Linked DNA regions of Homo sapiens: region 2 is linked to region 1. Evidence: read pairs that join two places in POLR2A ChIA-PET (ENCODE). Cell type or tissue: MCF 10A. All regions are shown on one strand. Links, peaks and the distances in the headings refer to the core of each region. The heading gives the core; the rest is flanking DNA.

Evidence for each region. Peaks named below come from ENCODE experiments on the same cell type or tissue, not always from the same donor. Only the 100,000 strongest peaks of a DNase experiment are listed, where the experiment ranks them.
Region 2: POLR2A ChIA-PET joins it to region 1 with 5 read pairs; 3 of 35 experiments call an interaction of 5 or more read pairs at or near these places.

Annotation. Positions count from the first base shown.
Region 1 is chr13:33,215,985-33,221,368 of GRCh38, reverse strand. All of the region lies in intron 1 of STARD13 (StAR related lipid transfer domain containing 13), which reads left to right. Among named protein-coding and RNA genes, the nearest start is that of STARD13-AS, 59 kb to the left of the region's middle. In MCF 10A, for the core only: no CTCF peak of the experiment used is centred there; a DNase peak (open chromatin) is centred at 3,168.
Region 2 is chr13:33,635,735-33,641,118 of GRCh38, reverse strand. It overlaps a transcript of STARD13 not described here. Among named protein-coding and RNA genes, the nearest start is that of RFC3, 180 kb to the left of the region's middle. RefSeq lists enhancers at 1,266-1,405, 3,742-3,991. In MCF 10A, for the core only: no CTCF peak of the experiment used is centred there; DNase peaks (open chromatin) are centred at 1,098, 1,758 and 2,948.

The DNA of each region.
Region 1 (5,384 bases), core at 148-5,147:
GGACATTATACTAAGTGAAATAAGCCAATCACAAATGGACAAACACTTACATGAGGCACCTGGAGAAGTCAAACTTATAGAGACAGAAAATCCAACAGTGGTTTCCAGGGGCTGGCGAATAGGGAAAGGGGGAGTTGTTGTTCAGTGGATACAGTTTCAGTTTTGCAAGATGAAAAAGTTCTGGAGATTGGTTGCATAAATATATATTTAATGCTACTGAAATGTACACTTTAAAATTGTTAACATGGTACAATTTTTGTTAGGTTTATTTCACCACAATTTTTTTTTAAGTTGATGACGAGTGTTTTCATTTCAGTAGTCCATCTACTACTGAATACTCTTCCAGGGCTTATCTATATGGATATGGGGGTAAGTTAACTATTGTAATGAATGTAAGGACTATTGTGAACTCCTCTAACTGCTCCAACGATATTCAGTAAATCTCTCATCTGTTCTTGCAGTTCTCTATAACTTTGTATCCCTCCATTCATTTTATAGAAGGCAAACATTTTCTGTTAATATAAAAATGCTATTCTTTTGTTGTTCTGAATTATGGAAACAATTAATGACATAGTGTAATCCATTAGAATCAGAACCTGGATGACTTTCAGTCAACTGTTTTCTAGAGATATCAAATATTAAATGCAGCCTTTATTTTATTTATTTATTTATTTTTTGAGATGGAATCTTGCTCTGTTGCCCAGGCTGGAGTGTAGTGGCACAATCTTGGCTCACTGCAACCTCCGCCTCCCAGGTTCAAACAATTCTTCTGCCTCAGCCTCCCAAGTGGCTGGGACTACAGGCACCCGCCACCACACCCGGCTAATTTTTTGTATTTTTAGTAGAGACGAGGTTTCACTATGTTGGCCAGGCTGGTCTCGAACTCCTGACCTCATGATCCACCTGCCTCAGCCTCCCAAAGTGCTGGGATTACAGGCGTGAGCCACCACGCCTGGCCTAAATGCAGTCATTTTTATAAGGGATCATCTTCACCCTTATAGCTAATATTCATTGTCTACAACCAGCTGATACTCATTCTCTAGAATCTAAAATAATAAATAATTAGAGTTATTTCCATGAATTTCAGATCAATGTGTTTCATGACCCTGAGGAAATTCATTCCCTTATTATTGTGTAAAGTTTTCTAGCCATTCAGTTTGCTATATCAGCTAGTTTTCACATGTGTTCTCCATTTGTATGATTCAGGTGTTTTATATTTGAATGCCTATTATGTGCCAGCAGTGCTCTACCCACTGAAGATATATCAATGTCCAAAACAGAAAAACATCCCTGCCTCATCAAGTTTTTAATCCAGGAAAAGACAGGCATTAAAGCCAAAAAGTGAGCAACCAGTGTGAAGGTGAAATGTGCTGTGGAAGAAAAAAGTTAAAGCAGGAACAGGCGTCTGATTGTAACTTTTTGATAAGGTGCTGTGGGTATATCATGGAAAAGCGTTCCTCTACCCATCAGTATTTCAGTCTGGAATCTGCAGTTGTCTATTTTTATACTTTTCTTCTCTTTTCTTCTTTCTTTCTTTCTTTCTTTTTTTTTTTTTGTTTGTTTTTAGAGACAGGATTTTGCTTTGTCGCCCATGGTGGAGTACAGTGGCGTGATCATAGCTCACTGCAACCTTGAACTCCTGGGCTCAAGATCCTCCTGCCTTGGCCTCCCAAGTAGCTAGGACTACAGGCATGCACCACCGTGCCCAGGGGTCTTGCTATGTTATCCATGCTGGACTCAAACTCCTGGCCTCAAGTGATCCTCCCGCCTCTGCATCCCAAAGTGTTAGGATTACAGCTGTGAGCCACTGCACCTGACCTATTTTTTTTTTTTTTTTTTTTTTTTTTTTTGAGAAGGAGTCTCACTCTGTCGCCCAGGCTGGAGTGCAGTGGTGCAATCTCAGCTCACTGCAAGCTCCACCTCCTGCATCCGACCTATTTTTATACTTGTTTCATTTTGCACTGGGATCCACAAATCATGTAACCAGCCCTGCATGGGGGAGCAGGATGAGAGTCAGCTGGAGCTCTAAGGAGGCGCTGAGATGGTCAAGCAGAGGAGCAGCAAGAGGGGTTCCCTCAGGATCAGCAGGAACCCAACTCAAAGGGAAGAAAGGGACACACATCAAAGAAAGATTGGTGTCTTTGCAGTACTTTTCCCTGCTCTACAGTCATGCCCTGGAACTGTGGCGTACTGCATGGTGACCGTCTCCCTCAGTCCATGGAAAGTTACTTTTATTTATTTATTCTGAGATTTATCCACCCCTTAGCATCTTACATAGTACCCTGTAATTGTATTTCACAATAGATATAGTAAACACGATTGTTATATTTTTAAAATTAGAAAGGGAAGACGCCCTGTAGATTTCCAGGGCCCTTATTTGTAGAGTCATCCAAGTTCTAGGTTTACCTTTAGGTTCTCCTTTAGAAGAAATAATCTTACAGGTATTCTCTGTTTTTTCAGTGCCGTGTTGTTCAGCATAACCAAGCATAGAATGATGTGACCTAATTCGTATTTATCACAGAGTATCCTTCCCTGTCTTTTTAATATCAAAATCTTAATGCTGAGTTTCACAAATATATAAACTACTATCTGTTCTTCACAGACAACTGAATGAAAGATATGTTACAATAATGCCATCTGAATTTATATAGTACTCTGCTGTGTTAAGGTATGGCAGCATTTCTTATAATGTTCTATTTAACAAGGAGGTTAAACAGGTTCCTATGAGTCAGACAAATGAAGTGAAATAGGCATCATAATGTAGGAATAGTGTGGGCTTTGGAATTACATGCTTTGGAGTGAGAACTAGATTTGAATATTGTCGTACCAGACCCCTATTCACTTCAGTAGAGATGGCACCAGGTTCAAGAGGCTGAAGGAGAGACTCAAGAGTCAGCAAATGAGACATAGGGTTTATTGAGAAGAACTTACATGCAGAGTGTTCCAGTGGTGGCAGGCTGGACAGGAGCACGGAGACCACCTTCAGAAAGCATGCAATTTATGTACCATTTTCACTTACCCTTCACCTGGAAACCTTCACTTAACCCAAAACAAAGGGTCTGACTCCCCAGGACAGCCCACATTCCATGGGACAGGCCGTGGGCTCAGATGTTCCTCATAGATAAGGAATGAATCTCTGGTTGGCCACTCCTGGATTCCTTAGCTTGGAACTCTGAACACGCATTCCTCTTAAACCATAGGGTAACTCTCAGGGTGTTGCTCAAGCTAAGCTGTTGCTAGCAGGTATGTTTGCCATACAGTAAAAAGTTGGCTACTTCCGTGTAACTTTTGACACCATTGAAATCTATGAGCTTTTGTTTTCTCCTCTGTAAAGTGGAATAAAATGAGATGTGTGTGAATTTGTGTGTGTGTGTGTATGTGTGTGTAATATAGTCTGCTCCAAGCTTTGCCATGAAGTAGACACTCAGTAAATGTTCATTTCCCTTGTCTTTCTCTTTTAAAATAAATCACTCGCCTGATTTACCTGTCCTGCTAGACTGAGGGCTTCCTGTTGGAAAGAACCGTGCTTTGTTTATCCTTGCCCCAGCAGAGACTCTGAGCTTATAGTTTTTTCAGTAAAGCTGCATTTAAAAAACAATTTTGAGCTTAACTTTTAAAATATTTTTCATGAAGGTGTTTATTTCTGGCTTGGTGCATTCTTCCCAGAGGGAGCATCACTCTCCTCCCTTGCTCTCTTGGAGGTTTTATCTTGTATCTTCCTGTTTTGGAAGGGCTTTCTGATGCCAGCCCAGTGAGCTCATGCAGCGCTAAGTGGAGAAGGCCAGGCCGCATGGTCCTCCTTGACCTGAGAAAATCTAAGGCCCCCTTCCCCTGTGTGCTTGCACCACACGTGCAGTCAGACATCACAGCAGCCACTCTGGCTTCCTGCCCATGAAATAAATGCTCTCAGTCTGACATTGCTCAGTCTGACAAGAGACATATTTGACAGGAGCAGGTTGGATGGAGAGGGTTTTGAAGAGGCCAAGCAGTGGAGGTGAAAGGCAGGAGGCAGGAGGTGCTCACACCATGGAGTCACAAGGGTGGGGCAGCCTCCTCACTCATCCCCAAGTGGCATGTCAGTACTTAGTTGGCACATGCCATCAAAAACAATGAGCTGCAAGAGTAGAAATGTCTTTCAAATTTCATGTCCTGTGGGCTATGATAGGTGTCATATGGTGTCATGCCAGATCCCTATTGACTCCAGCAGGGATAGTACCATGTCCAGAGGCCAAAGAAGAGACCTGAAGCCAGCCAACGAGACATAGGGTTTATTGGGGGGACTTACATATGGGGCAGTCCAGTGATAGCAGACTACACAGGAAGACCACTACTGTTTATAAAAAGCATGCAGTTATATAGCATTTTTACTTAGCACCCTCCACCTGGCAACCTCCATTTAACCCAAAACTAAAGGCCTTGATTCCCTGTATGGCCTGTGTTCCAAGGGATGGGCCAGGGATTCGAATGTCCCTCATGGATAAGAAGTGAAACTCCAGGTTGGCCACTCTCAGATTCCTTAGCTTGGGACTCCAAACACACATTCTTCTTAGACAATGCGGTCATTCTCAGGGCATGCTTCAGTTATGGTTGTCAGGTGCCTCTCCTATACATATGGTCAAATGTTACCAACCATATATTTATTTAAATTTTTTATTGCCATAGATTTTTGGAGAATAGGCGGTGTTTGGTTACATGAGCAAGTTCCTTAGTGGTGATTTGTGAGATTTTGGTGCACCTGTCACCCTAGCAGTATACACTAAACCCAATTTGCAGTCTTTTATCCCTCACCTCCTTCCCACCCTTTCCCCCAGAGTCCCCAAAGTCCATTGTGTCATTCTTATGCCTTTGCATCCTCATAGCTCAGCTCCCACTTATAAGTAAGAATATATGATGTTTGGTTTTCCATTCCTGAGTTACTTCACTTAGATTAATAGTCTCTAATCCCACCCAGGTTGCTGTGAATGCCATTAATTCATTCGTTTTATGGATGAGTAGTATTCTATCGTATATATATACCACAGTTTCTTTATCCACTCATTGATTGATGGGCATTTGGGTTGGTTCCACATTTTTGCAATTGCGAATTTTGCTGCTATAAACATGCATATGCAAGTATCTTTTTCGTATAATGACTTCTTTTCCTCTCAGTAGATACCCAGTAGTGAGATTGCTGGGTCAAATGGCAGTTCTACTTTTAGTTCTTTAAAGAATCTCCACACTGTTTTCCAGAGTGGTTGTATTAGTTTACATTCCCACCAGCAGCATAAAAGTGTTCCCTTTTCATCGCATCCACGCCAACATCTATTTATTTTTTATTTTTTTTATTATGGCCATTCTTGCAAGAGTAAGGTGGAATCACGTTGTGGTTTTAAGATTTGCATTCC
Region 2 (5,384 bases), core at 120-5,119, 420 kb before region 1:
ACACACAGGCTTTGCTGGGTTTCCCCACTCAGTCTATCAGCATTAGATCATACCCTTTGTGTCTAGTCCTATTTCTACATGGCTGTGCATACTTTGTTGAACCTAAGCCTAAAGATGAACAATTCCCCCTGTGTCTTTGGGTCTTCATTCTGAAGGCTCCTGTGTATACACATTAAATAAATGTGTATGCCTTTTCTCCTATTCATGTGCCTCATATCAGTGACCTTTGAACTTCAGGGAGGCCAAGAGATTCCTCCCAGCTTCCCTTATATTAGAAAAGGAGGAAAAAAGAAAAACAATTCCTATTCTCCACCTACTATCAGTGTTTTTCCCTCCCTTCACTCCTTGATCTGAGATTGGGATCAGTCCCAACCAGGAGATTCTCATGTACTCACTTCCTCTTGGTGCCTTAAGAGCTTTCCTCAAATTGTATTTCTGAGCAGGGACATTTACAAGCCTGCATGGAACTGAAGGATCTCCTGTCTGAAGATTCTCACAAGTAATTGATAGAATGAGATTTATTTGACAAATAACAAAACCATCTGCCAAATCCATGATTAAATGGCAGGGACTCTGGGTCTCTTGTGCTTAGTGAGGGAAGGAAGGAGGTGGTATGTTTTCAGTGAAACACTCACTGAATGGAACTCCAGGCTGGAGGGAGAGTGAAGAGGGAAGAGAATACAGTCCTTGCTATTTTCCTCAGCTGATTCATAATACATTAACACCCTCATTTACATGGCCTATTAGAAGTTATTTATATTCCAATTACAGGCTATTTGAATATTGCATTTGTAGTCGAATTACAGGGTTTAGGGAAAGCTCATTTGTTTTCAAGAAAGGATTCTGGTTTAAAGACAAAGATATGGGCAGCTTGCAGATACGGGCAGCTTGCAGAAGCTCTGGGCACACCACAACCTGCTGTGTAGAGATCACAATGAGAAATGGTGCCTAAGACACAGAAATCACTGACACCCTTGTGGGCCTGTTAAGGGAAAACTAGGCAGAAGCACAAGGAGAATATCTTTCTCTATGACTGAAAACAGCAACTCATGGTAGATTGTACACCTGCTTTAGGAAGCCAGCAATGTGACTCACTATCCCCAGGCAAATTCCCCTAGAAGGTCTCCTCTCACCCATTGCTCTACCCAATGTCGAGAGAAAAACCCATTGACAAGTACAATTTAACAAAGTTTCATTGGGCAAAGAATGATTCATGAATCGGGTAGTCCCCGCCACCCACCAACTAGAATAGATTCAGAGAGACTCCATGTGGCCATGTGATTGGAAAGGATTTATGAACAGAAAAAGGAAAGTGATGTACAGAAAACGGAAGTGAGGTACAGAACAGCTGGGTTGATTACAGTTTGGCTTTTGCCTTATTTGAATGAAGTTTGAACAGTTGTCTGCCTTTGGCCAAAAGTTGGTGATTGGCACAGGAGTAAGTGACAGTCTGTTTACACATCCAGTTAGGTTACAGTTCACTACATACAGAGAAACCATTAATCTAAACTTCAAATATGTAAGGAGGCAGCTTTGGGCTAAACATAATTTAACACCAGGGAAACTGGATCATTCCCTTCTTTCTGCTTTCATGTTGGTACCTACTAGGAGAATTTTTCTATATTACAGTGACTTACATATCTATTTTCTCAACCAATCAGGACTTCCTTGGAGGCAGGACTTTATTTTCCTGCAGACAATAAACTTCACAAGGGCAAAGACCACGGCTGTTCTTGTGCAACTTTGAATCATCCGTCTCCCAGACAGCCCTGGCAGATAGCAGATGCTCAAGGCCTGGGACCTGCTTCTCCCTCAGTCCCACATGGCCTTGGTACAAGTATTCCCATGACTGAATTCCACCCTAATTCTTCTTGAGAGGCCTCTCAGACCACTCGAACTTAAGCAACCTCCTCCTGTTAACTCTCCAACTCTTCATCATCTCACCCTTGTTATGGCTTTGCAGCATTGGTCATCATCTGGCATTATCTTATTTGTCCATTTGTTTCTCATTTCTTCCTTTCTTTTCCCCTTATGCTGCAAACTACTTGAGAGCAGAAAATTTTCACTTTTATTCACTACTTTATCTCCAGCCCCTAGAAAAATGTCTGGTTCACAAATATCTGCGGAAAGAATGAATTTGTAAATTGAGGTCATTAGATGCCAAAAAAAAAGGTTAGCTAAAAAAAGTATGTAAGTGAATGAATGAATAAATAAAACATAACCACAAGTTTGGTTAGAAGTTTAAAACTAACAGCTTTGAACAAAAAAATTATAAACCAAAAATAAAATTCTAAGACCCCCAAGTGACTGATGGGCCCTACCCTCAGCCAAGGGCATTCCAAAGTTAATCCAAAAAACTAGTTCAGGACGTACTGCGAAGTGCGGGTCAGACATGCCTCATTATGCCTTCCTCCTTTTAGAATTCAGGCACAGATGACCAGCACTAACATTAAAACAGAGACCTTAAGACTGATAGAAAAGACTTTTTAAGTCTGAAAAGAAACATTTACAATCTATTCTCTCTGAAGCCTGCTACCTGGAGGCTTCATCTGCATGATAAGGAACTTGGTCTCTACAATCCCTTATCTTAACCCAGACACTCTTTTCTATTGATTTCAGGTCTTTAGATAATAACTCTTTCAACCAATTGCCAATAAGGAAATCTTTGAATCTGCTTATGACCTGGAAGGCTCCCCTCCTTCCAGGTGTCCTGCTTTTCTGGAAGGAACCAGTGTATATCTTACATGTATTGATTGATGTCTTATGTCTTATGTCTCACTTATGTCTTATGTCTCACTTATGTCTTATGTCTCACTAAAATGTATTGATGACATGTATCTTACATGTATTGATTGATGTCTTATGTCTAAAATGTGTAAAACCGAGCTGTAGCCCAACTACCCTGGGTACATGTCCTCAGGATCTTCTGAGTCATGGAGAGAAGCTGCTGAGCCTCCAATTCTCTCCTTTCTAGGAGAGCCAGGGCTCTGTCATGGGCCATTAGTCACTCATATTTGGCTCAGAATAAATCCCTTCAAATATTTTACAGAGTTTGACTCTTTTCATCAACAGAATAAAAGACAGTATTGGTACTATGACTGAAGCAAATCAAGTGACTAAAGAAATCTGGAAAATTGAGTTCAATAGCTGATGTTTCATGAATTTTTTTAACCTGTTAATAAAGTTGACTCTGCAAAAATTAAAATTCAAAACTCAGACCCATTTATTTTACATTTTATAAGAATTTTACTTAGCAATATAATTCAAGTCAATTTAACTCCTGTTTTTAATTATTTCCTTGAAGCAAATTATCTGGGTTAGCATTAATTGTAACTTCCTTGAATTTCTTTCCATAGGATAAAATGTGTGAGTTGATTAGAAACTATTTTTCAGTCTTTGACAAGGTAATTATCATAGCCCTTGAATGAGCTGCAAAATAGTAAGTGTGAACTGCTAAGAAGCCTGATAGAAAATGCCATGTTAGTTGAAAGTTGGATCACATGTTGGTCTGCAACACAGATTGGTGAGCCCTTGAAATGAGTTCCCAATGAGCACAGAGAGAAATCAAAATAATATTGATATTCCAGATCTTTCCAGTTACACAATGGAAACAGCATTCTTCAGAGGGCTATGTGTTAAAACATACCCTGTGGCTGTTTATCCTTCTCACGACAAGTTTTGTTCTCATTTACCCCCTAGGCCAGAAGGTAGCACTTTGAGGGTATGGGCCATGCAAATGACTATTTCAGCTTCTAAGATCAAAATAAATTTTGTTTCCTGTAATGTGGTGGTGGAAATGTAGAGGCCTCTTCCCCTCCTTCAGGCCACCCGACTTTGTTGAATGGCTCAGAGTTTAGAACATGGCCAGAGAAGTCACACTCTCTCCATTTAAAGCCATGCTTCAGCTTACTAGTCGTAAGACCTTGATTAGTCATTTACCTTCTCTCTGTGTCTCAGTGACCCCTCTTTCCAGATGATGACAGTACCTACCACAGAGGTTTGCTGTGGGGATTACATGAAATTATAGTGTCTGGCACATAAAACATTCCAAATAAGGATGAGTAAGGGTACTATTCATTCCTTCATGGTGCTTTCAGGAGTAGTGTGTTGCTCACAACCTAGATTGAACTCTACTTCCAAAAGGAGGCAAAATCTGAGTTTAGAAAAGATAACACCACTGACATTATTACATAATAATACTCCAGGAGATTAAAAACAATTCTAAACCCTTAGAGGTCTCAGAGGTCCCTAGAACCAGCTGCCTGGTTGTGTAAGTGGTATAACTTGGACGAGGATTGTGATAATCCAAGCAGGGCAATGGATCCAGGGTCCTGACGACCCAGCCAAGGTTTTTGACAAAGGAATATAAAAGTAGCAATAATGCTTTCTTGTTGTGACTCATTTTTTAAAAATAGTTTCTGGGTAAAATGGCAAGTATAAGATAAAATAGCAAGTGCAATTATCTCCTATTCTTCTGGAGATACAGGAATAGACTTCTGAGAAAATTATCACCTTAGCCTCCAGTTGAGCTTCAGACTTTGAAACAGGAAGAAGGTTTAGAATTTCAGTTTCTTGAATAGTCCCATAATTAGGGTAACCAAACTCCCAGTGTTCCTGGGAGAGTCCCGGTTTATGCCTATTGCCCTGGTGTCCCATCGCATTCACACTCCATTTCACTCTCCAAAGTAGCCGGGTTTGGATAATGAATTTTACACGTTCCCTACTCAAAATGCAATCACAGCAAGAGTCATGGCGAGAAAAGCTGCTGAGCCTCCAAGTTTCCCCTTTCTAGGAGAGCAGGGACAAATCATGTTTCTTGTGTTCTTTAAAATAGAAGACTAAGGAGAAAGCAAGTGTCAGGGGCTACAAAAATCATCGCAATCAGTCTTACTACCATATACTGAGCATTTAGTGTATTTACTATGAGTGATGATCTCTGCTAAGTTCTGCTATGTGCTTTTTTTTTTTTTTTTTTTTTTGAGACAGAGTCTCGCTCTGTCACCCAGGCTAGTGCAATGGTATGATCTTGGCTCACTGCAACCTCCACTTCCTGGGTTCAAGCTATTCTCCTGTCTCAGACTCCCGAGTAGCTGGGATTACGGGTGCCCACAACCATGCCCAGCTAATGTTTTTTTGAGATGGAGTCTCACTCTGTCGCCCAGGCTGAAGTGCAGTGGCGTTATCTCAGCTCACCGCAAGCTCTGCCTCCCGGGTTCACGCCATTCTCCTGCCTCAGTCTCCCAGGTAGCTGGGAGTACAGGTGCCCGCCACCACACCCGGCTAATTTTTTGTATTTTTAGTAGAGACGGGGTGTCGCCACATTGGCCAGGCTGGTCTTGAACTCCTGACCTCAAGTGATCTGCCCACCTCAGCCTCCCAAAATG